Linked DNA regions of Homo sapiens: regions 2 and 3 are each linked to region 1. Evidence: chromatin loops called from intact Hi-C (ENCODE). Cell type or tissue: PC-9. All regions are shown on one strand.

Region 1 (5,000 bases):
GCTCACAAAGAATCTGTGGGCTGGCTGCTCGAGGTCTCCCCTTGTAGAAACCATCCGGGTGAGGCCTGAGGAAACAACACATTTCACGGCATGAGCCTCAGGACACAAGGTTTGTTTTGGGTGGATGGGGAGGAAGAACTTGGGTGGGAGGGTGCCCTGCCTATCTTCACCAGTGTGTGGACTCCAACAGCCCGCATAAACTAACAGATGATCCATGCTGGCGGAGAGTGAAGAGTCTTAGATTGGCTCTGATGGTCAGCAGACATGGAGTCCTGTCTCCTGCCCACTCTCGTCAGATCCTTGCTATATGAGGTTGGGCAGTGTAAGGTAGAGGATGGGGCACTGGCTGGTGTCTGAAGACAGGTCCAGACCTGGCCTTCTGTGCATCCTCTGTGCATCCTCTGTGGGTTTTTCCTCTGTGGGTTTTTCCTCTGTGCATCCTCGGTGCATCCTCGGTGGGGTTTTCTGTTGCTCATCTAGACCAGGAGCCCCCAACTAATGCGAGCCACCTGGAAGGGGAAAAACATGGCACAGGCCACATGTTCCCACTTGCTCATGTGAAATATAGACCTTTGGAGATTGGACATTTTGAGACATTTCTCTTTTGTGGCCCACAGTGGATCAGGGATTCGGGAGCTCTCATGTCTAATGAAAGTCAAAAGTTCAAAATTTTAAAACAGATAAGAGCATCACATTGTTGCTGTTAATTTTTTCTTTAATAAGAGAAATAAATACATTATTATTATTATTTAACAGGGTCTTGCTGTGTTGCCCAGGCTGGAGTGCAGTTGCATGATCATGGCTCACTGTAACCTTGAACTCTTGGACTCAAGCGATCCTGCCTCAGCCTCCAAAGTAGCTGAGACTACAGGTGCATGCCACCATGCCTGACTAATTTTTATTTCATTTTAGTTTTGTAGAGACAGGGTCTCACTATGTTTCCCAGGCTAGTCTTGAACTCCCGGGCTCTAGCAATCCTCTTGCTTAAGCCTCCCAAAGCATTAGGATTATAGGCATGAGTCACCACACCTGGTCATTATTTTTTGCATGACACCTTAAAAATTTTTTTCCTCATATCCATCATCTCATTTGATTGTTACAGTTACCCTGTGAGGTAGTAATGCCTACCAATGACAGGCATTACCGTTCATATTTTACAGATAAGAAAACTGAGACTCACTGAGGTTAACTGATTGGCCTAAAGTTGTAGAACTAGAGAATAGAGAAGCCAGAAGGAAGACTCGTGTTCTGTCTCGTACTCCAGAGCCCTTTTATGAAAACATCCCACTTGGCCATCCCCATCTTTCCAAATGGAAATAGTTTTCTTTGTTCTTTCCTGATTATAACAGTAATACATGCCATCAAAAGACACATACATGAATTTTAACAGCAGCCTATTTGTAACAGCTGCAAATGGAAACTACCCTAATACCTATTAACAACTGAAGAGAAATTGCGGGATAGCCCCACAATGGCCACCACCTCACAAAGACAATGAAGAGTCCATGCCTACATGCAACAAAGAGCGTGAAGTCCTGAACAGTAGAAGCTAGACACAAACTAATCCATATGACTGCATTTCACTTCCATAACATACAAAACCAGGGATTTGGTCTTTTATCAAAGACAGGAGTCCATGCTGAGAGAAGTGAGGGCAGTGGTGACGCATGTGGGGGAGAATATTGAAAGGCAACATAAGCAAGTTTTAGTCCAAGATGTGGCTACACAAGTGTGTTCAGTGAGTGAGATTCTTGGAGCTCTGCATGGCATTTCATGGGCACTTTTTCACGGGCATTGATATGGTTTGGCTTTGTCCCCACCCAAATCTCTTCTTGAATGGTAGCTCTCATAATCCCCATGTGTCATGGGAGGGACCTGGTGGGAGGTAATTGAATCATGGGGGTGGGTTTTTCCATGCTGTTCTCATGATAGTGAGTAAGTCTCACGAGAGCTGATGGTTTTATAAAGGGCAGTTCGCCTGCACACACTCTCTTGCCTGCGGCCATGTAAGATGTGACTTTGCTTCTCCTTTGCCTTCTGCCATGAATGTGAGGCCTCCCTAGCCATGTGGAACGGTGAGTTCATTAAACCTCTTTTTCTTTATAAATTACCCAGTCTCATGAACTTCTTCACAGCAGGATGAAAATGGACTAATATAGGCATCGTATTTTAATAAACAGTTTTAAAGAATTACACATACTCTTATAAGAAATTCAGACAACACTAAAGAATACAAACATTTTTCAATCAATTTTAGAACTAAACACCAGAGAATGTGAAAGTCTATTCCACCAACCTAAGAAAAATGTATCTAGTTCTGTATCAACAGTCACTTAAGGAGAAGAAACAGAAGAGGGAAGGAGAAAAAAATGGGGATGAATTGATTGGAAGTAAGGCAGACTGATGGAGAGGTAGAGGAGTGGCTAGGCTGGGAAGCACTTGGTGACACAAAGGGAGACTTGAAGAATAGAGACTGAGAGACCCAGAAACAGACTCAAGAAGAGATACCTGCGAACAGAGAGTGACAGCAGAAAAGCCAACAGAATGAGGGCCCAGGGGGCTGGAGAGGAAGAAGAACACATCCAGACTCACAGAGGGAGTGAGGTAGAGAGGCGTGTGGATATTGCACCCGACTGTCAACCTGGACTGTGTGGGGAGAGGAAATCATTGCTGCTTTTTGAAAGTCAGGGGAGCTTTGCAGTCATGTGGAAACACTGCATTTCCAGTGACTCCATCAGAGCCTGGCGCTTGGGACATGTTCAGCAAATATTTGTTGAGTGAGTGACTGATGAACAGATGATTGAAAACTCAGGTCCCTCTGCCCACAATGGGAGCTCCACCTCTAGACTTTCTGCTCCTTCCCTGGGGCCCTGGACACTCTGCCCAATGTTGTGGCATCCCAGGAATTTCCCTGCTTGCTGTGGGGAGGATGTTTCACACTGGAAGGTTTTGCAAAATAGGACTGCTTTATCAGAATCCTGTTGCACCGGAGAATGTTCCTGGCTCATTGATGTTTACAGTGTGTAACCACTTTTATCAAAGGAATGTTGTTTGGAATGGAATGGTCCTCTCAGATGGGCAGACAAGAAACGGAAGGTCATTTGAGGACCTGCCCCAAGCTGTGTTAAGTTGGAGCTCCGGGTTGCTGTGTATGATGTTTGGGAGCCTGGCCAGCCCATGAGCAACCCTTCCTCCCTGGAGGAGGTTCCAGCCAGTTTTCAGAGGAATTGCAGTGTTTACATTCTCACCTTGGACCTGCAAGGCAAACACCCCCGGAGCTCAGCACTGGTGGGTGGAGAAGCAGCAAGGGCTCCCTATGCCCGGGGTCCAGCAAAGAGGTCAATGCAGCCTGGACAAAATGACACTGGTCCTGACATTCCAGAAAGGAGAGAATAAGGCTTCTTCTGGGGGGTTAAAAATAGGGAGATGGGTTTATTCCTTTCGTTCTTTGGTGAAAATCCCAATGCACCTGCTTCTTGGAGCTCTGAACAAAATAGTGCAGATGTAGCCCATGTGCCATGGAGGGCTGGAATTCTGCTCTTCTGTGACATCTCTGGTGCTGTGGGGCCAGCTCTGCAGCTCCTGTCTTCAAGAGTTCTTCATGTACCTTGGGGCAGAGAAAGGGACTGAATGGGAGGCAGAGATGGAGGCTGAGGCAGGAAGGGAGGAAGAGTCAAGAGAGGTCACAAGGTTCTGTTCTTGTGGGAGGGAAACCTGCCCTGCAGCAGGAGAGGGCTGGGGTGCCCCAGCTCTGCCCAAGGATGCCGGTCAGCAGAGAGGAGCAAGTGGGAGAGCAGCTGATGCCGCAGCATACTCTCACTATTGGTTTATCTTCACCAGTCCCCATGGGCCCGTGACAGCGCTGGGCATGCTCGGACATTTCTCTCCCTCTCTACAACCATTTCTAAATGTCTTAATGATAATGGATAGAATTATGTCTCCCCAAAAGATATGTTCAAGCCCTAACTTCTGGTATCTGTGAATGTGACCTTATTTGAAAATAGCGTCTTTGCAGATGTGAATAAAATAAGATCAGACTGGATTATAAGGGGTCCTAAATCCAGTAACAGCGTCTTTCTAAGAAGACCATGTGAAGACAGACACACACAGTGGGAAGAAGACCACATGATGATTGAGGCAGGGGCTACAAGCCAAGGAACAGCAAGCATTGCCAACCACCGCCAAAGCTAGGAAGAGGCAAGGAAGAGCTCTCTCCTGGAGCCTTCAGAGGGAGCATGGTTCCGCTGACATCTTGATTTCAGAATTCCAGCCTCCACAACAGTGACAGGATACATTTCTGTTGTTTTAGGCCACCCAGTTTGTGGGACTTTGTTACAGCAGCTCTAGGAAAAGAATACATTGGTGTTTCTCAAAATTTCAAATCCCTCAGGCCCGCCCCTACATTCCCTCCACTCACAGCAAGTAGCCTCTCTTACAAGTCAAGTCCCCTACTTTACCAAGAAAACTGAAGTCCCCAGAGGGAAGTCCAGGCCCTGCAGTGCCCCACGCTCTCCTCTTTTCCTCCTCCCAGGCCAGTCTGTCCACCTGGGCTACGGAGTCCATCCCCTCCTGCTTCTCAGAAACCTTATCCCATCACCTTTGACTTTCTCCCTCCCACACAGACCATTTTCACGTCCAAATGTTCCCCCTAAAAACAAGAACTCCCCTCTACTCATTCCCCTGTACTTACTGTCCCAGCTCACTCTCCCCCTTCAGAGCCAAACTCTCTTGAAAAGTTATCTCCACCAGCTCGGCTTCCTCAGCTCTCGCTCCTCCCACTGTTCTCCATGTGGATTCTGCTCTGAACACTCCTCTGAAGTCACTTTTGTTATGATCACCAGTGACTTCTATGTTGCTAAAACGAATGGCTATTTTCAGTCTTCACCTCACTTGACCTTTCGGCAGGATTGCACACTGTGAGCCAGGATCTCCTTCCCTTTGCTGGGGTGATGTAACCTTCTCCTGGGTTTTCTCCTATCTCTCAGTGGCTCCTTTCCAGT
Region 2 (5,000 bases), 65 kb before region 1:
AGACCAGCCTGGCCAACATGGTGAAACCCCATCTCTACTAAAAATACAAAAATTAGCCAGGTGTGGTAGGGCATGCCTGTAATCCCAGCTACTCAGGGAGGCTGAGGCAGAAAAATCACTTGAACCTGGGAGGCAGAGATTGCAGTGCGCTGAAATCGTGCCACTGCACTCCAGCCTGGGTGACAGAGCAAGACTCTGTCTCAAAAAATAAAAAAAAAATCTTAATAATTTTTGATTCTGCATTTGTATTTTTATGTGGCCCCACAAACTGTGTGATAGTTTTTCTCCTTGTCGCCTCATGTTTTCCCCAGCGATTCTGCTGTTTCTTTTCTGTTTCCCTCCAAAATCTTCTAAGGACCTAGGCTTTTGAGAAACAGAAGCCAAAACAGTGCACAGGCAAATTCTGCTTCCTCTCTGCCTCTTGTCTCCCACAAGACAAGAGAATATAGGTCAGCTTCCTCCTGAATGGACAGAAAAGGAAAAGGGAAAAACAGAGGGAATTAAACAAAGTTAACATCTGATGATGTTTCCCAGCCTCTCTTCCTCTTTCCTTCCACACACAAATTGAAAACCATCTGAGTGTTCTCTGGAGCCTGGCAGTGTCCCCACTGAGTGAAGACCCCTGGGCCAAGATACCAGGTTAGCATTTACCCTAGAGGCAGGGCAGAAGGCCTCTTTGCCTGGTCACACTGTGCAGGGAATGTCTCGGGCGTCCTCAGGTGCACCAGGGGTTTGTCTTGGCAATGTGGCCCTGATGTGCCCCTCCACTCTGCTCCCACGGCTGGCTTTCCTAAGAGAGAGGATGCCTGGTGTGAGTGGGGGAAGGGGGCGGTGAGCCTCCCCTCCAGCTTCTCCCTCCAGGCAGGAGTTAGCAGCAGCCTGAGGCTTGAAGGTGCCACCCAGTAGCCCAGAGTATGAGCTGGACTCACATGTGAGATCAGCTAGTCCAACTCCCAAGCTTTTGTCTTTTTAATCCGTATTTCTTTTTCTTTTTCTTTTTCTTTTTCTTTTTTTTAAGACAGGGTCTCGCTCTGTCACCCAGGCTGGAGTGCAGTGGTGTGATCTCAGCTCACTACAACCTCTGCCTCTCTGGTTGAAGAGATTCTCGTGCTTCAGCTTCCTGAGTAGCTGGGATTACAACAGCATGCCACTATGCCTGGCTAATTTTTGTATTTTTAGTAGAGATGGAGTTTTGCCATGTTGTCCAGGGTGGTCTCGAACTCTTGACCTCAAGTGATCCACCCGCCTCGACCTCCCACCTCCAAAAGTGCTGGGATTAGAGGCATGAGCCACCATGCCTGGCCTATATTCACTTTTGATAATGATACTAAAAGCCTCACAGACACTGGACATTCTGGCTCAGAGATGGAGTGTCGTTGTCCTTCCGCTGAAAAAGCTATAGCTACCTAAGACGATGAGTCAAGATTTATTTTCTGTGATTTAAATTATGAGTATTATTTTGAAAGCTTTCAAATGTAAAATGATAATAGCGCATAGATTGTAACTACACAGGCCTCTCTGCCCCACCCCTCTTAGGGGACCTGCTTTCCTGTCCCTCTCACTCTCATTGGCCCAACTGAGGTGAAGAATCATTGATCTGATCCTTTATTTTACCAGCTGGGGAGGAGGGGTGCAGAGGAGCTTATGAAGGACCCGACAGAGGTCACGAAGCTGATTAGTGGCCAGAGTTGGGCCGTCACCCTGCTGTGGAGAGCTGCCCTCCGTGTCTCTGTCTCTGTTTTTCAGGGCCCCAATTGTAAACACAATAGGCAGGACGAATGGTTTGTATGACTTGCTGTCTCCTGGCAGATGTTCGGTTAAGCTATGAAAAGCATGGATGATTGGCAGTTTCCATGGTGATAGATTTGCTAAGGATTAGCTCCGAGTGAGTCATGGCTGGGGTTCCCTCCAACACCATCCTCTTCTGGAACAAGAGAACCTCCAGACTGTGGCGAGGAGAGAGTTTTGATGAACAAACCCTTCTGTCCCCAGCCCCCCATCCTCCTGACAGAGATATGATGGTTAAGTTACTTCAGATATTTTATCCCAAGGGCAGGCAGCTTCCTGGGAAGAGCGGCTGGAGATTCGGTCTGGTGCTCCTCTGGATTTAGGAAGCTGTCCCCCTGCCCCCTCACTGCACTCTTCTCCATTACACCCTGTGCTGGTGGCTGCAGGGGTGGAGTGGGGGGAGCTTGGAGTGGATGCTGTACTTGCTTTGCTTCTTAAAGTGCATTCCTTCTCAAAGTGCATTCCTTCTCCAAGCTCCACTACCAAACTTTCCCTGAGAAGCAGACATCTCCTCTCCAGGGTTTCACACATACCATGTGGATGCAGCCACTCCAGGGATCCAGGAACACGATTCACAGAGGAACTAGGAAATGGAAATTCACTGAAAAGAATATCAGTCATGTGAAGTCCTGTAACCCTTGTTCCCAGATTCTAAACTCTTACTGGAAGGGATAAGGGCCTCTTTGGCCACAGCCAACACATGGGCCTGTGGTTGACCACACCCAGCACGAAAAAATGTGGTAGGAAACCTACAGCCTTTACTGAAATGTCCACAGTCACCTTCCTTTTCAAGAACCCAGCTATTTCTGTGATGCCCTTTGACCTCCCTGGGCCTGACTCCTCTCTCCTGCTCATGTACACACCCTGGGAAGCTCTGGGAATTTGCTGGGCCCTCCAATTGGCTGGCTGTCTCCAGGCCCCTCAGCCCGGCTGTTAGTGCTCACCCCTCCTCTGGCCTACTTCCCCCATTCCCCCCTCCTAGGCGTCCCCTGGGTCTCCTCACAAGTTATGTGTCTTGTGAGTGAGAGGACAAGAACCTGCTGGATCAGAATGGGGTTCCCATGTTTAAGGACTAGAGAGCCCCAAGTAGGGACAGTCTGAAGATGGGGGCTCACTCCACTCCCTTCATTCTGATGGACTTATGGGCAGAAACAGGAGACAAGAAGGAAGCTTTGGCTGGGTGCAGTGGCTCAAGCCTGTAGTCCCAGCTACTCGGGAGGCTGAGGCAGGAAAATTGCTTGAACCTGGGAGGCAGAGGTTGCGGTGAGCCAAGATTGCATCACTGCACTCCAGCCTGGGTGTCAGAGTGAGACCCTGTCTTAAAAAAAAAAAAAAAAAAGGCCGGGCGCGGTGGCTCACGCCTGTAATCCCAGCACTTTGGGAGGCCGAGGCGGGCGGATCACGAGGTCAGGAGATCGAGACCATCCCGGCTAAAACGGTGAAACCCCGTCTCTACTAAAAATACAAAAAATTAGCCGGGCGTAGTGGCGGGCGCCTGTAGTCCCAGCTACTTGGGAGGCTGAGGCAGGAGAATGGCGTGAACCCGGGAGGCGGAGCTTGCAGTGAGCCGAGATCCCGCCACTGCACTCCAGCCTGGGCGACAGAGCGAGACTCCGTCTCAAAAAAAAAAAAAAATAAAAATAAGCTTAGGCCGGGCACGGTGGCTCATGCCTGTAATCCCAGCACTTTGGGAGGTTGGCGGGCAGATCACGAGGTCAAGAGATCAAGACCATCCTGGCCAACATGGTGAAACCCTGTCTCTACTAAAAATACAAAAATTAGCCAAGCATGGTACATGCCTGTAGTCCCAGCTACTCTGGAGGCTGAGGCAGGAGAATCACTTGAGCCCGGGAGGTGGAGGTTGCAGTGAGCCAAGATCACACCACTGCACTCCAATCTGGCGACAAAGTGATATTCCGTCTCAAAAAAAAAAGTTTTATAATTATTATACATGTCTATTTTTTGTAATTTTATTTATGGAATTAATTTATAATTGTTTTATCAAAATAATTATACATATCAACAGTTTTTATCAAAACAATTATAAATATCGACAATACTTATTATCATTACAATAACCTATTATGTCAGCCACTAAGCACTTTATGTATAGTTTTCTGTTTAAACTTCTCCACAGCCTGACTGGTTCCATCAGACACAGGGCTGCCATGAAGTGGTTGAAGCCTGGGCTTCAAGGTCCCTCACTTGCGTGAGCTCCTTCCAAAGCCTTGTTCCTAATTTTATATTCATAATTTTGTACTTTCAAAAAAATTTCAGGCCGCATGGAACCTAGATCCTCCCACAGGTTCTATTATTTACCCATTTTACAGATGAGGAAACAAAGATTTAGAGAGGTTATTTCCCCAACATCTCCCAGCCAGTAAGCGGTAAACCCCGTTGCTTCCCATAAAGAGAGAACACATAATGTTGGTGCCGCCCCTCATCCAGAAGCCAATAAATCTTGCCTGGGTCCTGGAGTTGGAAAGTTGCATTATTTGACACTGTCTGTCCCAGCAGCATCTCTAAAACATTGAGAGGGAGGGAAACTCACAAGTTTTGCTCCAAGAACAGAGCAAGACAGGTTTAGAGATTTCTGCAGGAACAGCTGAACAAACCAACCAACAAGCCAGGTATGGGAAAGGAATGGGGTTTGGAAATCAGAAGGAAGGTAAAGAGAGGCAGACCAGTCTTTAGGAATCTGAGGGATTTCTGAGTAAGGAGCAGAGCCCATCTCTCCTGGGTGAGCATTTATTTAGCACCTACAAGGTGCCAGCCACTGTGCTAGGTGCTTATGAATATCTGTTCCAACTTCACCACAGTCCTGCAAAGCAAACAGTATAATCCCCATTTACAGGTGAGGAAAGCAGGGCTCAGAGCCACATTGCCACCAAACAGTAATAGATCCCTTTTTTCAGTTAAAAAAAAAAAGGCAGCAGATGAGACTTGGGCACGTTAGTGCATGTGTAGTCTACCTTCATAAGAAAGAAAAATAAAGTTATGAACTTAGAAAACAGGCAGCAGAGAAACGATTAAGCTATAAATGGAAAGAAAAAGTTGAAGAGTTTCTGAGGACACAGATTTGGATTGAAAAGTCCCCAGGAGGAATCTTGGAAGTTCCTTGAGAAAGAGTAAGTAGTCCTTTATGAACTAACAGGAACCTGAAAAGCCTAGAAAAACTGTTGGGATTTTCTTTTCCTACTAATCTTCATTTT
Region 3 (5,000 bases), 53 kb before region 1:
GTTTCTGTACATCATCTTCGTCTTCCTCCTGGGCGCCATCTGCACTCGAGAGGCCCTTCGCTATGACTTCCTGATAGCGGAAAAGGTGAGTGAGGCCTGCGCTACTCCAAGGGCTCAGTCTGCCGGAGTCATTTATTTGTTCTCACCAACAAATGGCCACCTTCCCCTTGCAGTACTGTCTGGGAATCCATATAGTCTTTTTAAAATTTAATTAATTTATTTTTTGAGACAGGGTCTCACTCTGTTGCCTAGGCTGGAGTGCAGTGTTGCAATCTCAGCCCACTGTAGCCTCAACCTTCCAGGCTCAAGCAATTCTCCTGTCTCAGACCGCCAGGTAGCTGGGACTACAGGGGCATGCCCTCATGCTGGGCTAATTTTTTTTTTAATTTTTTGGTAGAGATGAGGTCTCACCATGTTGCCCAGGCTGGTCTTAAACTCCTGGCCTCAAGTGATCCTCCCACCTTGACCTCCCAAAGTGCTGAGATTACAGGCGTGAGCCACCACGCCCAGCCTTCATATAGTCTCTAGCCCAGGACTGAAGTGTTGGGTTGTGGTGGGGAAGAGACATGATGGAAAAGGTACAGGCCCTGCTTAGGGATTTCTAGAAACAGATAATGATGCCCAGAGGGATTCACAAATATGAGGGGCTAGATAATGGGGACATCTCTTCCTGTCAAAAATCAGGACAGAAACAGAAGAATCTGCTCACCCCAAATTCCCAGTTAAGCAAGTGCCTCACTTTTGCTAATAGCTTCACCTTCCACAATGAATCAAATGTGCTGCTCAGAAGTGGCAAGTGGAGAAGGAGGCTGGACAGGCAGACGTGGAGGGAGCGGGCGGAAGCCCAGTGCCAGGGTGAGGGCCGAGGCCCTCCTTGTCCCTCAGGTCCTTGACCCCTTTGGCTTTCCTGAGAGTCTCAGACATTCTGGGTTGATTTGGCTGCAACATCTTTGTTTCTAGAGTCTGCACCCTGCCAGGAGAAGATTAATGAATTCCTGGCATTGGCTGGAGGTCATCTGACATCAAGGACATTTATTTGGCATCCTAGAAGCCACATGAATAAGATTTCCAGATATTTTTCTGGAAATCCCCAAAAACTCCCACCCTCCTTTAAGTTCTTGGAGAAAAAGTAGACCCTGAGATTCCCATCATTTTTCAGAGAAATGTAGTTGGTTAGGGAGTTTTTCTGTGAACTCCTGAGTATCACTGCTTATATTTTATGTATTTTAAATTTTAATATTTTAATTTTAACTTTTTAAAGACAGGGTCTCACTCTGTCACCCAGGCTAGAGTACAGTGACGTGAACATGGCTCATTACAGCCTCAACTTCCAGGGCTCAGGTGATTCTCCCACCTCAGCCTCCCAAGTAGCCAGGACTACAGACATGCACCACCACACCCAGCTATTTTTTTTTTTTTTTCAATTTTTTGTAGAGACGGGGTTTCGCCATGTTGCTCAGGCTGGTCTCAAACTCCTGGCTTTGAGTGATCCTCCCACCTCAGCCTTCCAAAGTGCTGGGATTACAGGCATGAGCCCCTATATTTTAGGATAGACTACCATTTTCTCTTGGTGTGAGGCTTTGCAAAGCAGCCCTGCTGGTCTTAATGGAGGGCCAGTGCCTGGGGCAACCTGGGGCAGGAAACTCTGAATTTTCTTTTGAGAGATATGTTTGAGCTTGGTTTTCACATTAGCACAGGTTTCTTTTTAAGGCTTGTAGGCACCCATGCAAAGGTGATTATTTGTTTTCAAGGGTCTTGCCCTTAGTATAAAAGCAGATTTTTTGGAAGGCAGTACAGTTCAGTTAGTGAGAGAACTGATACCCACTTTCCAGTACCCAAGGTCACAGACCCCCAGGTGGCAAGGTTTGCTCTCAGGGCAGGAATCTATAGCCCTCATTTGTATCTACATGCATGCTTCCGTCTGAAGTTTCACTCCCAAGGGCCTGTTCTCTAGTTGTGGAATGAAAAGCTTGGCTGCATTACAGGAATTGAAGGCCTCAGGGAGCAGACTGGGTGAGGCTGGTTTGACCGAGGGAAATGCTTCCTGCTCATCTGCAGCTTGCCAGTGGCTGACCAGCTCTGCCTGCTTCTAAAGTTCCTTTCTCATGCTTTCCTTCACAGAGGTCCTTCCACCCTTTAGGGACTCTGATCTGATTATCCCCTGGGCCGCAGCTCTCCTCCCTCCTCTCCTTCCCCTGTTTTTCAAGGGAATGATCAGAGTAGGTATATGGGAGGGCAGGCAGCTTTGTATCTAAGGAAGGCCACAAACAGCAGTAGGGTAAAAACAGCCCAGAGACAGCACATGAGAGCCTTTGTGGGTGGAAATCCCACACCTAATGATAGGCACACAAACCGGGGGAGCCTCCTGTGGAATGCCACCTGTCCCGACAATGAGCAGGTAGGCAAGCACTTAGCCAGCTGGGGGCACCTGCTTCATCAGGCCCAGCAATGACACTTGGGAATGTAATTATGCACACACTGGGATGAAATGTGGAGATTTAGTTTTCGGAGAGGACAAGAGACCATTCCCTGGAAGAGACCATTGTAAAGCCTATAAAGGAACAAAGCTACTGCTCTTGGTTCTCAGTAGAAATGGGCAGGTGCAGCAAGTCAGTAAGCAGTGATGGAACCGACCCTGATGACTTCAAAATAGCAGCACCTGGGTCTTCTGGTTCCCACTACCCACCCCCTAAAGGGGACCACACAGGAGTTTCCTCCCACACCTTTTCTGCTTTCCTGCTCACTGGTGTCGCTCCTTGGGACTGACTCCGCTGCAGTAGCAGGTACCGTGCTCAGGCAGTAGATTGGGCCACAGATGTTTTTACTGGCAGTACCTGGAGAATGGGAGGGTGCAACCTACACTGGTTGGGAGGTGCAAGGGCGGAGTTTCTTTACTTTGGTCACTTGACACAACCGGCCACCCTGATAACCTGTTCACCTCAGCTTCCTGTCTTACTTGTGGCTTCAGTTCTGAGCCGGCGCATCTCTGAGCTTTCCTGGGCCTGAAAAAAGGCCTCTTCTGTATGTGTGCCCCGCGCATCACCTCTGGACACTGAGACAGGGTGGGTCTCTGACATACTCTCCTTGGCGCTCGTTCACAAGCAGCTCCCAAATGCACTCCTCTCTCTCGGGGGCTTTCTGCCAGAACAATTATCTTCAATGGCTGCAGGCTGCCCTGGATTCCTTTCTACTGATCTGCAGCTGGTCAGTTAATCTGTTTCTTTCTGGGTTTCCTGCAGCTTCTCTGATCTATTTCTAATTATTTGGCTTCTCAACTCACAGTTTCTCTAAGAAGCGTCTTTTTACTTTTTTTTTTTGTTTGTTTTTCTTGAGATGGAGTTTTGCTCTTGTTGCCCAAGCTGGAGTGCAATGGCATGATCTCAGCTCACTGCAACCTCCACCTCCCAGGTTCAAGTGATTCTCCTGCTTCAGCCCCCCAAGTAGCTGGGATTACAGGCACATGCCACCATGCCTGGCTAATTTTTTGTATTTTTAGTAGAAACGGGGTTTCACCATGTTAGCCAGGCTGGTCTCGAACTCCTGACCTCAGGTGATCCACCCGCCTCAGTCTCCCAAAGTGCTGGGATTACAGGGATGAGCTACTGCGCCCGGCGACGTCTTTTTACTTTTTATCCCCACTGCAGAGGAACTTTCTCCCAGCTCTCAGGTGTATGTGTGTTCTTAAACATCTTGTATACAGTGGTGGCTCTGAGATAACCCATGAAAGCATGTAGTAGGTGCTAATTATAATACATTTTACCTGGCACATAGCAGATGCTAACTAAATTTTAACTCCCTTCCACACTCCTTATGGGCATACCCTTACAGATCAAGACATTTATTTTAGGAACACATTTTCTCCCCACAAATCCACCATATTTAATAGAAAAGCCAGAACAGTCAATCTCAGTATTATTTAGTTAGAAAAGGAATTGTATAAACAGTGTTAGTTGGGGTGAAATTAAATAGATTAAATGTTTCAGAATAAACTCGTATACAGTCCAGGAAACAGATGTTTATTACAAATAAAAAAGGCCAAATACCTTAGGAGCCCTGGGGCTTGCTAACTAGCAAAATAAGAGCAATCTAAGAAGGAAAAATATCCCAAAAGTATTATTGTTAAGACTAGGGAATCTGGGTGGTTCATGCCTGTAATCCCAGCACTTTGGGAGGGCGTGGCGGGCAGATCACTTGAGGTCAGGAGTTCAAGACCAGCCTGGCCAACACAGTGAAACCCCCATCTCCACCAAAAAATACAAAAATATGCCAGGCGTGGTGGTGCATGCCTGTAGTTCCAGCTACTCGAGAGGCTGAGGCAAGAGAATCGCTAGAACCCAGGAGGCGGAGGTTGCAGTGAGCCAAGATCGTGCCACTGCACTCCAGCCTGGGCAACAGTGCGAAACTCTGTCTCAAAAATACAAAACCCCCCTAAAACTGGGTAATCCCACAGAGCAAACTCTGATTCCTGGATTTAATAGTCATGGTTTCACATATTCAAGAGGGACCTTGGAAGCTCATGACACAAGCTGTACAGGGAAGATGGGGATGGGACAGCGCTGGTAACTGGGGAGTGAGCCTAGTGGGCCACTCAGCACCTGGGAGTGGGCCAGCCTGAGTGTCCTCTGCCCTCCATCGTGGACACAGTCCTGCCTCTCAGGAAGGGAAGCAGACTAGGTCTCATTATGGAAAATGGCTCTCAAGTGAGAGGTAAAACTTGACTGAAAGTTGAGATGTTGATCAATTCATGGAGCGTGGAGATGTTAGGAAACTCATGACTCTAGAAATGAGATGTGGGAGGAAAAAAAGCGTTGTTGAGACTCGGCCTTATTAATACACTTGGGATTGTAAAGGTTTTTAGGGTGCACTCCCCAGTTATGTCAGGGGTCACCGCAATTAGATGAGACAGAATGAGCGCCTTGCAAATGACTTTAAATCCAGTCCTTTGAGAGAAGAGAGCAGCCAATGAATGAGCAGAGTCCCTCAATGACCGAAGCTCAAGT

The links. Hi-C counts contacts between places; a loop is a spot of excess contacts. Peaks named below come from ENCODE experiments on the same cell type or tissue, not always from the same donor. Only the 100,000 strongest peaks of a DNase experiment are listed, where the experiment ranks them.
Region 2: it touches region 1 in a loop (7-fold over the local background); 33 of 110 quality-filtered maps call a loop at or near these places.
Region 3: a loop joins it to region 1, with 7 times the contacts of the local background. A loop is called at or near these places in 35 of 110 quality-filtered maps.

The regions. Positions count from the first base shown.
Region 1 is chr3:125,061,214-125,066,213 of GRCh38, reverse strand. It overlaps DAGARR (differentiation and growth arrest related lncRNA), which reads right to left and starts at 4,803. Exons shown (of 2, transcript XR_007096044.1): 1 at 4,691-4,803; 2 at 2,141-4,343. In PC-9, no CTCF peak of the experiment used is centred here; a DNase peak (open chromatin) is centred at 2,933; H3K4me3 peaks cover 428 bases; H3K27ac peaks cover 1,206 bases.
Region 2 is chr3:125,126,607-125,131,606 of GRCh38, reverse strand. The region is part of intron 6 of SLC12A8 (solute carrier family 12 member 8); the gene reads left to right. Among named protein-coding and RNA genes, the nearest start is that of MIR5092, 22 kb to the left of the region's middle. In PC-9, no CTCF peak of the experiment used is centred here; DNase peaks (open chromatin) are centred at 1,876 and 2,446; H3K27ac peaks cover 2,775 bases.
Region 3 is chr3:125,113,854-125,118,853 of GRCh38, reverse strand. SLC12A8 (solute carrier family 12 member 8) reads left to right here. Exons shown (of 14, transcript NM_024628.6): 8 at 1-85. Among named protein-coding and RNA genes, the nearest start is that of MIR5092, 35 kb to the left of the region's middle. In PC-9, no CTCF peak of the experiment used is centred here; a DNase peak (open chromatin) is centred at 1,993; H3K27ac peaks cover 1,287 bases.